Regions from separate parts of the Homo sapiens genome. Here region 1 is linked to region 2. A link is an interaction called in ENCODE POLR2A ChIA-PET data of the cell type or tissue named here. Cell type or tissue: PC-9. All regions are shown on one strand. Links, peaks and the distances in the headings refer to the core of each region. The heading gives the core; the rest is flanking DNA.

Region 1 (5,000 bases), core at 1-5,000, 190 kb before region 2:
TGCAGTGGCATGATCATAGCTCACTGCAGCCTCAAACTCCCAGGCTCAAAATCCTTTTAATTTTTCTTATTTATTTATTTTTTTTCTGAGACAGGCTCTCACTCTGTTGCCCAAGCTGGAGTGCAGTGGCACGATCTCGGCTCACTGCAAGCTCCACCTCCCTGGTTCACGCCATTCTCCTGCCTCAGCCTCCCCAGTAGCTGGGACTACAGGCGCCCGCTTGTACTCGGTAGTTACAGTGGGGGGAACCTCTACCTCAGGGTACTCGGTAGTTACATTCGGGGGCGGGAACCTCTACCTCAGGACTTCGAGTCTTTTTTTCACGGAGGCTTGTCACTTTCCCTATAGAGGACTCCCCTGTCTCTTGCTGTGGGAGACAGGCAGGCAGCCAGCATTCTGGAGGCCACACTGAGGAAGGGTCCCAGTGGGCTCATTGTGCCATTGATTCGCTTTAACTTTAATTCCGTCGTATTCTGCCTCTTGCCCACCTTCCCCCTAGCAGCACCTGGGGTCCTGAGGTCAGGGTTCCCTCAGCGCTTCAGAGAGTGAACCTCCTGGCTTTTGCTGTGAAGGAAAGGAGGGTGGTTGCTTGACTTCCAGAGCAGGAGAAGGGAACACCAGTTCCTAACCGTTCTCCATTTGGACTTTCAAAAAGTCACCAGTTTTGAGCCACACCTGGTACTCCCATCTGCAGCGGGACCTGGTGCTTCCAGTTCCTGAGCCTTTGCAGAACCTGCAGCTCCTTCTCCGCTCTCCATCCTCCAGGCACTTAGGTTCAGCTTTTGCTGCTCTGCAAATTAGCTACTGACTCTTCTGTCCTTTTTCCATCTCCCAAAAGGTTGTTAACTGGCTCTTACCTGCTGTGGTGTCCTCTGTTCCTGTTGTCTTCATAGTTTTTATCTTTTTAAATTCCTTTACTGTCATGTCATAGGGTTTGGGGGAGGAATAGAGATAGATGCCTGTCTTCCATGCACCGTGATGAACTGCACACTTGGAATAGGAATTATGACTGTTAGTCTCTAAGCCAGTACATAGTCGTCTAGTGCAGGCAGATTTTGTTTGTGAGTGATGAAGGGTCACTGCAAGGCCACAGTCATCACTGCTGTAACTCTAGTCCCTGTCCGGGCGGACCCACCATTCTTGAATGAGGCTTGAAGATTTGGGAAGCAAGGCATCGAGAGATTAGTTCTTCGCCCTAAAAAGAAAAAATTTCTGGAACTATGTGCCTGTAGGAAAGCAGTTTCTGTCTCTCTCTTTCTCCCCAACTTGCCTTTTTTCTCCCTTTCCCAAGCTCTTACTCTCTTAAGAGGCCCATAATCTGAAAAATGGAAGGAGGTATCTTAAAGGTCATTTGGTCCAATTATATGTTCAGTGCTTGAGTACTCTCTGAAGCTTCCCTACCAGCCTTTGCTTGATTACTGCCTGTAATGGGGAACTCACTGTCTCCCAAATATGGTAGTAATAAAAATATTTGTATTATTAATAGAAGCTAACATTTATTGAGGACTTCCTGTGTGCCTATCACGTATGCTAAGAGTTTCACATGTATTACATCACCCAGTTTTCATGGCAACCTGTAACACAGGTATTAGTTTCATTTTATAGATAAACTGTGGCTCACAGAAGTTGAGGACGTTTTATAATTCACTGAACAAGTACCTCTTGGCCTTTGGCCATTAACTCTTTAGATAATGAGATTCAGAAAAGAGAATTCACTTAAAAAATGTTAAGAAAACTTGTTTTCTTTTTTTTTTTTTCTTTTGAAACAGAGTCTCGCTCTGTCACCCAGGCTGGAGTACAGTGGTGCAATCTTGGCTCATTGCAACCTCCAACTCCCCAATTCAAGCAATTCTCATGTCACAGCCTCCTGAGTAGCTGGGACTACAGGTGCCCGCCACCACGCCTGGCTAATTTTTGTATTTTTAGTAGAGACAGGGTTTCCCCATGTTGCCCGGGCTGGTCTGGAACTCCTGAGCTCAGGTGACCCACCCGCCTCAGCCTCCCAAGGTGCTAGGATTACAGTTGTGAGCCACTGTGCCCAGCCAAGAATCTAAAATTTTATTTTATTTTTTTTGAGACAGAACCTTGCTGTGTCACCCAGGCTGGAGTGGAGTGGCGCCAGGCTGGAGTGCACTGGCACAATGTCAGCTCACAGCAACCTCCACCTCCCAGGTTCTAGCAATTCTCCTGCCTCAGCCTCCCAAGTAGCTGGGACTAGAGGCGCCCGCCACTACACGCCACTAATTTTCTATTTTTAATAGAGAGGGGGTTTCACCATGTTGGCCAGACTAGTCTCGAACTCCTGAGCTCAGGCAATGCACCTGCCTCGGCCTCCCAAAGTGCTGGGATTACAGGCATGAGCCACCATGCCCAGCCTCTAAAACTTTCATAGGAGCTGCAGAGGCTGCAGGATCCCTATATGTGAAGGATGACACTGCCCTCATGGAGTCTCTCTCTCTCTTTTTTTTTTTTTTTTTTTGAGATGGAGTCTTGCTCTGTCGCCCAGGCTGGACTGCAGTGGCGCAATCTCGGCTCACTGCAACCTCTGCCTCCCGGGTTCACACCATTCTCCTGCCTCAGCCTCCCAAGTAGCTGGGATTACAGGTGTGCGCCACCACGCCCAGCTAATTTTTGTATTTTTAGTAGAGATGGGGTTTCACCATGTTGGCCAGGATGGTCTTGAACTCCTGACCTCAGGTGATCCGCCTGCCTCGGCCTCCCAAAGTGTTGGGATTACAGGTGTGAGCCACCATGCCCAGCCACTCAGGGAGTCTTAATTCCCTCCAACCTGCTGGCAGTGATTGCAGACCATCTGGAACATCAGCCAACATCCCCAATTATGGAAGTAGCTTTGTTTTCTTTTCTTTTTTTTTTTTTTAAGAGAGACAGTCTCGCTCTGTGGCCTAGGCTAGAGTGCAGTGCTGTGATCATAGCTCACTGCAGCCTTCAACTTCTGGGCTCAAGTGATCCTCCCACGTTAAGCTCCTAAGTAGCTAGGACTTCAGGTCCCACCACTACACCTGACTAATTTTTTTAGAGACAAGATCTCAATATGTTGCTCAGGCTGGTCTTGAATTACTGGTCTCAAGTGATCCTCCCACCTTGGTTTCCCAAAGTGCTGGGATTACCATCATGAGCCACTATACCTGGCCCTGTTTTCTTTTTAAATACAGTTTAAGGCACGGTGGCTCAAAAGCCTGTAATCCTAGCACTTTGGGAGGCTAAAGTTGGGCTGATCACCTGAGGTCAGAAGTTCCAGACCAGCCTGGCCAACATGGAGAAACCCCGTCTCTACTAAAAATACAAAAATCAGCCAGGTGTGGTGGTGTGTGCCTGTAATCCCAGCTACTTGGGAGGCTGAGACAGGAGAATCGCTTGAATCCAGGAGGCAGAAATGGTAGTGAGCCGAGATCATGCTGCTGCACTGTCCAGCCTTGGCGACAGAACAAGACAGGGTCTCACACTGTTGCCTAGGCTGGAGTATGGCAGCCTGAAACGCTTGGATTCAACTGATCCACCCACCTCAGCCTCCCAAGTAGCTGGGACTACAGGTGCAGGCCACCACGCCTACCTAATTTTTAAAATTTTTTTAATTTTTGTAGAGACAGGATCTTGCTATGTTGTCCAGGCTGGTCTCAAACTCCCAGCCACAAGTGATCCTTCCACCTCAGCCTCCCGAAGTGTTGGGATTGTAGGCGTGGGCCAACACACCCAGCCAGCTTCATTTCTGCACCGAACCTTTTATTTTGAAATGATTGAAAGATTCACTTGCAGTTATAAAAAATAACGTGGAAAGATCTATGTACCCTTTACCCAGTTTTTGCCAATGGTAACATCTTGCAAAACTATAGTACAATGTAATAACTCGGATATTAACATTGACACTTTACTATTTTTTTAGATCAAAGGTGTATTTCATACTTAATGGTCAAAATGATTTTCAAAAGATAGAAAAAAAATTTAAAAATAGAAGTCCAAATAACTAATAGGTGAATACATAAATAAAAGTCTTCTTGTTTCAGCCCCTGGCCTCATTCCCTAAAGGAAACCACTGTTAAAAACAAAAACAAACCAGGGCTGGGCACGGTGGCTCACACCTGTAATCCCAGCACTTTGGGAGGCCGAGGCGGGTGGATCACCTGAGCTTGGGAGTTTGAGACAGCCTGAGTAACATGGAGAAACCCCATCTACTAAAAATACAAGAAATTAGCCAGGCGTGGTGGTGCACGCCTGCAATCCCAGCTACTCGGGAGGCTGAGGCAGGAGAATCACTTGAACCCAGGAGGCAGAGATTGCGGTGAGCTGAGATCGCACCATTGTACTCCAGCCTGGGCAACAGAGCGAAACTCTATCTCAAAACAAACCAACCAACCAGGATTGAAGTTTCTATTTTCCTATTTTCACATACACATTTTCTTCAGCCATATTATATGTGTATGTATAGCCTACATTGGCTAAATCTGAGGAACACCACAAACATCAGATAAATCTCTCATGTCGTGTAGGCCCCAGGAAACAGGAAATAAGCATTCTTAGATCATTGTAAGACTGAAGTAATGGGCTGGGTGCGATGGCTCACACCTGTAATCCCAGCACTTTGGGAGGCTGAGGCAGGTGGATCATCTGAGGTCAGGAGTTCGAGACCAGCCTGGCCAAGATGGTGAAACCCCATCTACTAAAAATACAAAAATTAGCTGGATGTGGTGCACCTCTAATCCCAGCTACTTAGGAGGCTGAGACAGGAGAATCACTTGAACCCGGGAGGCAGAGGTTGCAGTGAGCCAACATCATGCCACTGTGTTCTAGCCTGGGTGACAGAGCAAGACTCCGTCTCAAAAAACAAACAAAAAAAGATTGAAGTAATGAATTTTATTTCAGTGGTATGGGGAACCTTGTTTCTGACAGTAGGGGAAGCTATCATGTTCCTGGTAGGAGGTTGCATCTTATTTCAAGCGGTGGGAAAACAGGACCTGGCTTTGCATTAGTAACTGAAGCCAGGT
Region 2 (5,987 bases), core at 1-5,000:
GTACACCTGATTTTGTTAAGACCAGTTTGCTCCTTTTGGGCAGGTGCTGCAGGAAATACCCTTGGAACAGTTTTTGCTTAAATATTTGTATGTATCTGGAAGGTACATTTCTAGATTCCCTGTGTCAGTAAACATTTTTCAGTTGATAAATCCTTCCTCGTCACACTTGTCTTCTAAAATTGGATGTTGAGACTGCAAGTTTACTCTCGGTTTAAAGTGTTAGTAGCAGAGATTTAGGAAATGAACAGATCAGCGATATCCTAGTAGCGTTTAGTGAGTGCTGGCAATGAGAATAAACATGTTTTTGTGAGTTGCTTTTCCGAGAGATAGGGAGACCATTGAATATAATTATATGCTGCTGTTTGGAGCAACCTCCAAGAAGCTTTCAAGTTGATTTGCTCTGTTTCCAGCACACCTGCTACACTTAAAGGTCAAAATCCAAGGAATTCGTCAAGTCTGTTGCAGAGTTTAAAGAAACCACTCGGCTGGGTGCGGTGGCTCACACCTGTAATCCCTGCAATTTGAGAGGCCGAGGCGGGCGGATCACGAGGTCAGGAGATTGAGACCATCCTGGCTAACACGGTGAAACTCCGTCTCTACTAAAAGTACAAAAAATTAGCCAGGCATGGTGGCGCACGCCTGTACTCCCAGCTACTCGGGAGGCTGAGGCAGGAGAATCGCTTGAACCCGGGAGGCAGAGGTTGCAGTGAGCCGAGATCACGCTACTGCACTCCAGCCTGGGCGACAGAGTGAGACTGTCTCAAAAAAAAAAAAAAGGAAAGATCCTTATCAAAAATTGAAAGGCCGGGTGCGGTGGCTCACGCCTGTAATCCCAGCACTTTCGGAGGCCGTGGTGGGTGGATCACGAGGTCAGCAGTTAAGAGACCAGCCTGGACAACATGGGGAAACCCTGTCTCTACTAAAAATACAAAAAAATTAGCCAGGCGTGGTGGCGGGCGACCTTGCTGGGTGTAATTAACATCCAGTGACTTGGGAGGCCTGAGGCAGGACAATCGCTGGAAACTGGAAGGCGGAGCTTGCAGTGAGCCAAGATCGCGCCACTGCACTCTAATCTGGGCAATAAGAGCAGAACTCCGTCTCAAAAAAAAAAAAAAAAAAAAAAAATTGAAAGGGAGCCAGGGAAGCTGCAGAAAGGTGCCGTAGCCCTGTGAGGACGGTGTCACTCCCAGTTCCTGTATTTGTGGGCTGGAAAGGGAATTGCCCCCAAACTTTTCTGGTTTTGATTTGAGTCTTACTTTGAGGATCAGTCGACTTAAGTAGAAGTTTTTAGTTAGTTACAACTTGAATGTAGCTAATATGTGTTTTTAATTACAAATCTCAGTACTTTGCTGCCTTGGAAAACCCAAAGGCTTCCTACAATGTTAGAAGCGACAGTAAGTGGGTTTGTGTACATGCTCTGTTCCGGGTGGGTCCTCAGAACAGCACGTCTGCAAAGTTAAATTTCGGTCCTATAGGAAGATGGGGATGAACTTCCATCACTGAAAGGGGAAACTGGTGGGATAAATGGAGACATTAATTGGCTTCTGTCCCAGACAAATGCCTTGAGCCTTATAAATGAGACCCCAAATTAGCTGCTTCCTGATCCTAGGACAATAGAGGAGAGTGAGGCTTGCTGAAAAAGCGGGATAAAGGTGTGACCCCTGTGTTCTTTTGAAAATTGTAACAAGTAATAGTTCATGGAAAACTGGTGAAATCCTAGAGTGTGTCATTAAAGGAAGCCTTTGTGAGCACTGTGAGAGGAAATGGGAATGCTCCCAGATCCAACCTGGATCAGGAAAACCAAGCCCTGTGTTGTTTTATCCTGTTTCTTTGAGTTCGTAGGATTGTAATAGATACTGTTAATATTTAGCTAACATTGGCCGGGCGCGGTGGCTCACGCCTGTAATCCCAGCACTTTGGGAGGCCGACGTGGGCGGATCACGAGGTCAGGAGATCGAGACCATCCTGGCTGACACGGTGAAATCCCGTCTCTACTAAAAAATACAAAAAATTAGCCGGGTGTGGTGGCGGGCGCCTGTAGTCCCAGCTACTCGGGAGGCTGAGGCCGGAGAATGGCGTGAACCCGGGAGGCGGAGCTTGCAGTGAGCCGAGATCGCAGCACTGCACTCCAGCCTGAGCGACAGAGCGAGATTCTTGTCTCAAAAAAAAAATAATAATAGTTTTGCTAACATTGCGTACCAGCTTTGCACCAGGCACTGTGCTCGTTACTAAGCAATGTCTGGAATCTCACACGTAAGCGCTCAATAATAATCAGGTGAGCCTGCATTGTGCAGATGGGAAAAGCTGAATGGGAAGTAGTTAAGGAACTTGCTGAAAGCTGCATGGCTAATAATTCAAATACAGAATTCAGTTCATCTGTGTCACTGAAGAGTCTCATTAGGCCATACTACCTTTTGCTCTTCATTAAAACTATTTTCTTGAAATACTATATTCCCCCTTATTAATATATTCTAAAGTGATCATTTAAAGTATTTAAACTTTTTTTTTTTTTTTTTTTTTTGGAGACAGAGTCTCTCTCTGTCACCCAGGCTGGAGTGCAGTGGTGCAACCTCGGCTCACTGCAAGCTCCGCCTCCCGGGTTCACACCATTGTCCTGCCTCAGCCTCCAGAGTAGCTGAGACTACAGGCGCCCGCCACCAGGCCCGGCTAATTTTTTGTATTTTTAGTAGAGACCGGGTTTCACCGTGTTAGCCAGGATGGTCTCGATCTCCTGACCTCGTGATCCGCCTGCCTCGGCCTCCCAAAGTGCTGGGATTACAGGTGTGAGCTACCGCGCGCGGCCACATTTTCGAGGTCAGTACATGTTTCATGATTAATACGTGTCTTGGAAAAGCTGCAATACGCATATTCACCAGTGTATTAGATTTGAAATATAAATGATACAATTATTTAGAGCTCAGGTGGCTACTGTCCAAAAAGTTTATTTTGTAGGTTAAGGTTTTGGCAATTTTTGTTTTTTTAATTTAGCTTAATTTGGAAATTTAAAAAAAAAATTTACAATTGAGTACTTCATTTCAATTTACGATACTTCACCTTGGACAAATAGAGCCACAGTTTACATGGAGAACAGCGATTATGGGTTGTCAAGTTACCTCAGTGCCGTGACAGTTTTCTAGAGAACCAAAGCCTTAATACCTGAAGGTCATATTCGTTTGTAGCTGCTTTTGGTGGAGACATTTCCAGTGGGCCTGCCTTCTAGGAAACGGTCTCAGCTCCTGCTTTGGGGCAGAGCCTGGGTTGGCCCTTGTAGCACCAGTTCACTGTGCTGGACTGGAGGTAGCCGGCCTGCTGTGTATAAGGGGAGACAGAAAGTTATTTTTTCATTTTTATGTGAGACAGGGTCTTGCTCTATCGCCCAGGCTGCAATGCAGTGGCACGATCATGGCTCACTGACCTCAGCATCCTGGGCTCCAGGGATCCTCCTGCTTCAGCCTCCCGAGTCGCTAGCACCACAGGCGTGCACCACCGCGTTTGGCTAATTTTTGTATTTTTTGTGGAGATGGAGTTTCACCATGTTTCCCAGGCTGGTCTCGAACTCCTGGGTTTAAGCAATCCGTCCACCTCAGCCTCCCAAAGTGCTGGGATTACAGGCGTGAGCCGCCGCGCCCGGCCTGGAAGTGTTCTTGTATGCTGTTCCTGTATTTTTAAAGTAAACTTTTACTCAAGTGTAACGTAGAAACATAAACCAAACCAAAGGTGTATAGCTTCATGCATTTTCACAAAGGGAATGCACCATTTAACCACCGCCCACATCAAGAAATAGAACAGGACCAGCATCCTATAAGACCCCGTTATGACCCCCTCCCAGTGTTTACTCTCTTACCCCCAAAATGGAAACTAGTGTTTTATCAACTTCAGTTAGTCTTGGTAGTTTCTGAATTTGATAGAAATGGAATCATACAGTATTTTCTGGAGTTTTATCTGTCAGCGTGTTTGTGGTATGAATCCATGTCATTGTGATAATAGCGTGTTTTCATAGCTATGTAGTATTCTGTGGCAATTGTATACCACTGTTCTGTGGATGGACATTGGAGTATTTTCATGTTTTGGATGTTACAAATAATGTTACGAATATTCTTGGACATGTATTTTGGCATATACATGTGTGCATTTATAAGTAATTAACTGGGTCATTAGAGATGAACAGTAGATAAACTATAAAAGTTTTTTAAATGAGTTGTACTATTTTACAGTCCTATCAGCTGGGTTTGAGAGTTCCAGCTACTCCACATCCTCACTGACGTTGGATAAGATCACTTTTTTTTTTTTTCCTAGAGAGACAGGGTCTCACTCTATCACTCTGGTGAGCATGCAGTAGCATGGTAATAGTTCATTGCATTCTTAAACTCCTGGGCTCAAATGATCCTCCCATCTCAGCCTCTTTTTTTTTTTTTTTTTCGAGATGGAGTTTCACTCTTGTTGCCCAGGCTGGAGTGTAGTGGCGCGATCTCAGCTCACTGCAACCTCTGCCTCCCGGGTTGAAGTGATTCTCCTGCCTCAGCCTCCCGAGTAGCTGGGATTACAGGCGCCCACCACCACACCTGGCTAATTTTGTGTTTTAGGAGAGACGGGGTTGGCCATGATGGCCAGGCTGGTCTCGAACTGCTGACCTCAGTTCATCTTGCCTCCCAACTTTGCCTTGGCCTCCCAAAGTGCTGGGATTACAGGCGTGAGCCACCAGCCCCACCTCAGCCTCTTGAGTAGCTAGGACTGTAAGTGTGTGTCACCATGCCTGGGTAATTTAATTTATTTATTATTATTTTTTGGTAGAGATGGAGTCTCACTACATGGCCCAGGCTGGTCAGGAACTCCTGGTCTCAGGCGATCCTCCAGCCTCAGCCTCTCTGAGCACTGAGATTACAGGCATGAGCCACTATATCAGCCTGATCATTGTTTAGTTACAGTGATGCTGGTGGGTATGTAGGTGGGTATGTAGGAGGTTTAATTCTGGCTTGAGTTTGCATTTCTCTGATTACTAATGAGGTTAAGCACTTTGTAATATATTGAACATTTGGATATCTCTGTTGTTACATGCACACTTTTTGCCCGGTTTTCTGTTGGGATGTCGTTTTGATACCGATTTCTAAGCGTCTTTATTTAGTATGTTTTTGGAGTTGTTTTTGTTACTGTCTTCTTCCATGCCGTGCCTTGCTTTTTCATTCTCTTAATGATGTCTTTTGAGGAACAGAAGCCCTTAATTTTAATACAGTCCAGTTTATCCATCTTTTCCTTTAAGGTAAGCACTTTCTATGTCCTATTTAAAAAATACTTGTCTATTCTAAGATCATAAATCTTTTTTTTTTTTTTGAGACGGAGTCTCAATCTTATGCCCAGGCTGGAGGGCAGTGGCGCCATCTTGGCTCACTGTAACCTCCACCTCTCAGGTTCAAGCGATTCTCCTGCCTCAGCCTCCCAAGTAGCTGGGATTACAGGTGCGCTCCACCACGCCAGGCTAATTTTTTTTTTTTTTTTTTTGAGACGGAGTTTCGCTCTCGTTGCCTAGGCTGGAGTGCAATGGCAAGATCTCGGCTCACCGCAACCTCTACCTCCCAGGTTCAAGCGATTCTCCTGCCTCAGCCTCCTGAGTAGCTGGGATTACAGGCATGCACCACCACGCCTGGCTAATTTTGTATTTTTAGTAGAGACAGGGTTTCATCATGTTGGCCAGGCTGGTCTCGAACTCCTGACCTTAGGTGATCTGCCTGCCTTGGCCTCCCAAAGTGCTGGGATTACAGGCGTGAGCCACCACGCCCGGCCAGGTCATGAATCTTTTATGTTATTTTCTAGGAATGGTTTGCCTGTCATGGCTAGATGTAGAATCATCTAGAATCTATTTCGTGCATGGTATGAGGGAGATGGTTAAAATTTTTTCCATATAGAGATCCAATGGTCCTAGCACAATGTATTTCCTCATCGGTCTATTTGTCCTAATGCCAGTGCCACACTAGATTTAAAATAATTCAATA

The links. Peaks named below come from ENCODE experiments on the same cell type or tissue, not always from the same donor. Only the 100,000 strongest peaks of a DNase experiment are listed, where the experiment ranks them.
Region 1: POLR2A ChIA-PET joins it to region 2 with 6 read pairs; 11 of 35 experiments call an interaction of 5 or more read pairs at or near these places.

What each region holds. Positions count from the first base shown.
Region 1 is chr17:1,526,617-1,531,616 of GRCh38, reverse strand. All of the region lies in intron 10 of PITPNA (phosphatidylinositol transfer protein alpha), which reads left to right. Among named protein-coding and RNA genes, the nearest start is that of PITPNA-AS1, 12 kb to the right of the region's middle. In PC-9, for the core only: no CTCF peak of the experiment used is centred there; no DNase peak of the experiment used is centred there; H3K27ac peaks cover 1,231 bases.
Region 2 is chr17:1,337,961-1,343,947 of GRCh38, reverse strand. No RefSeq gene overlaps it. Among named protein-coding and RNA genes, the nearest start is that of YWHAE, 59 kb to the left of the region's middle. In PC-9, for the core only: no CTCF peak of the experiment used is centred there; no DNase peak of the experiment used is centred there.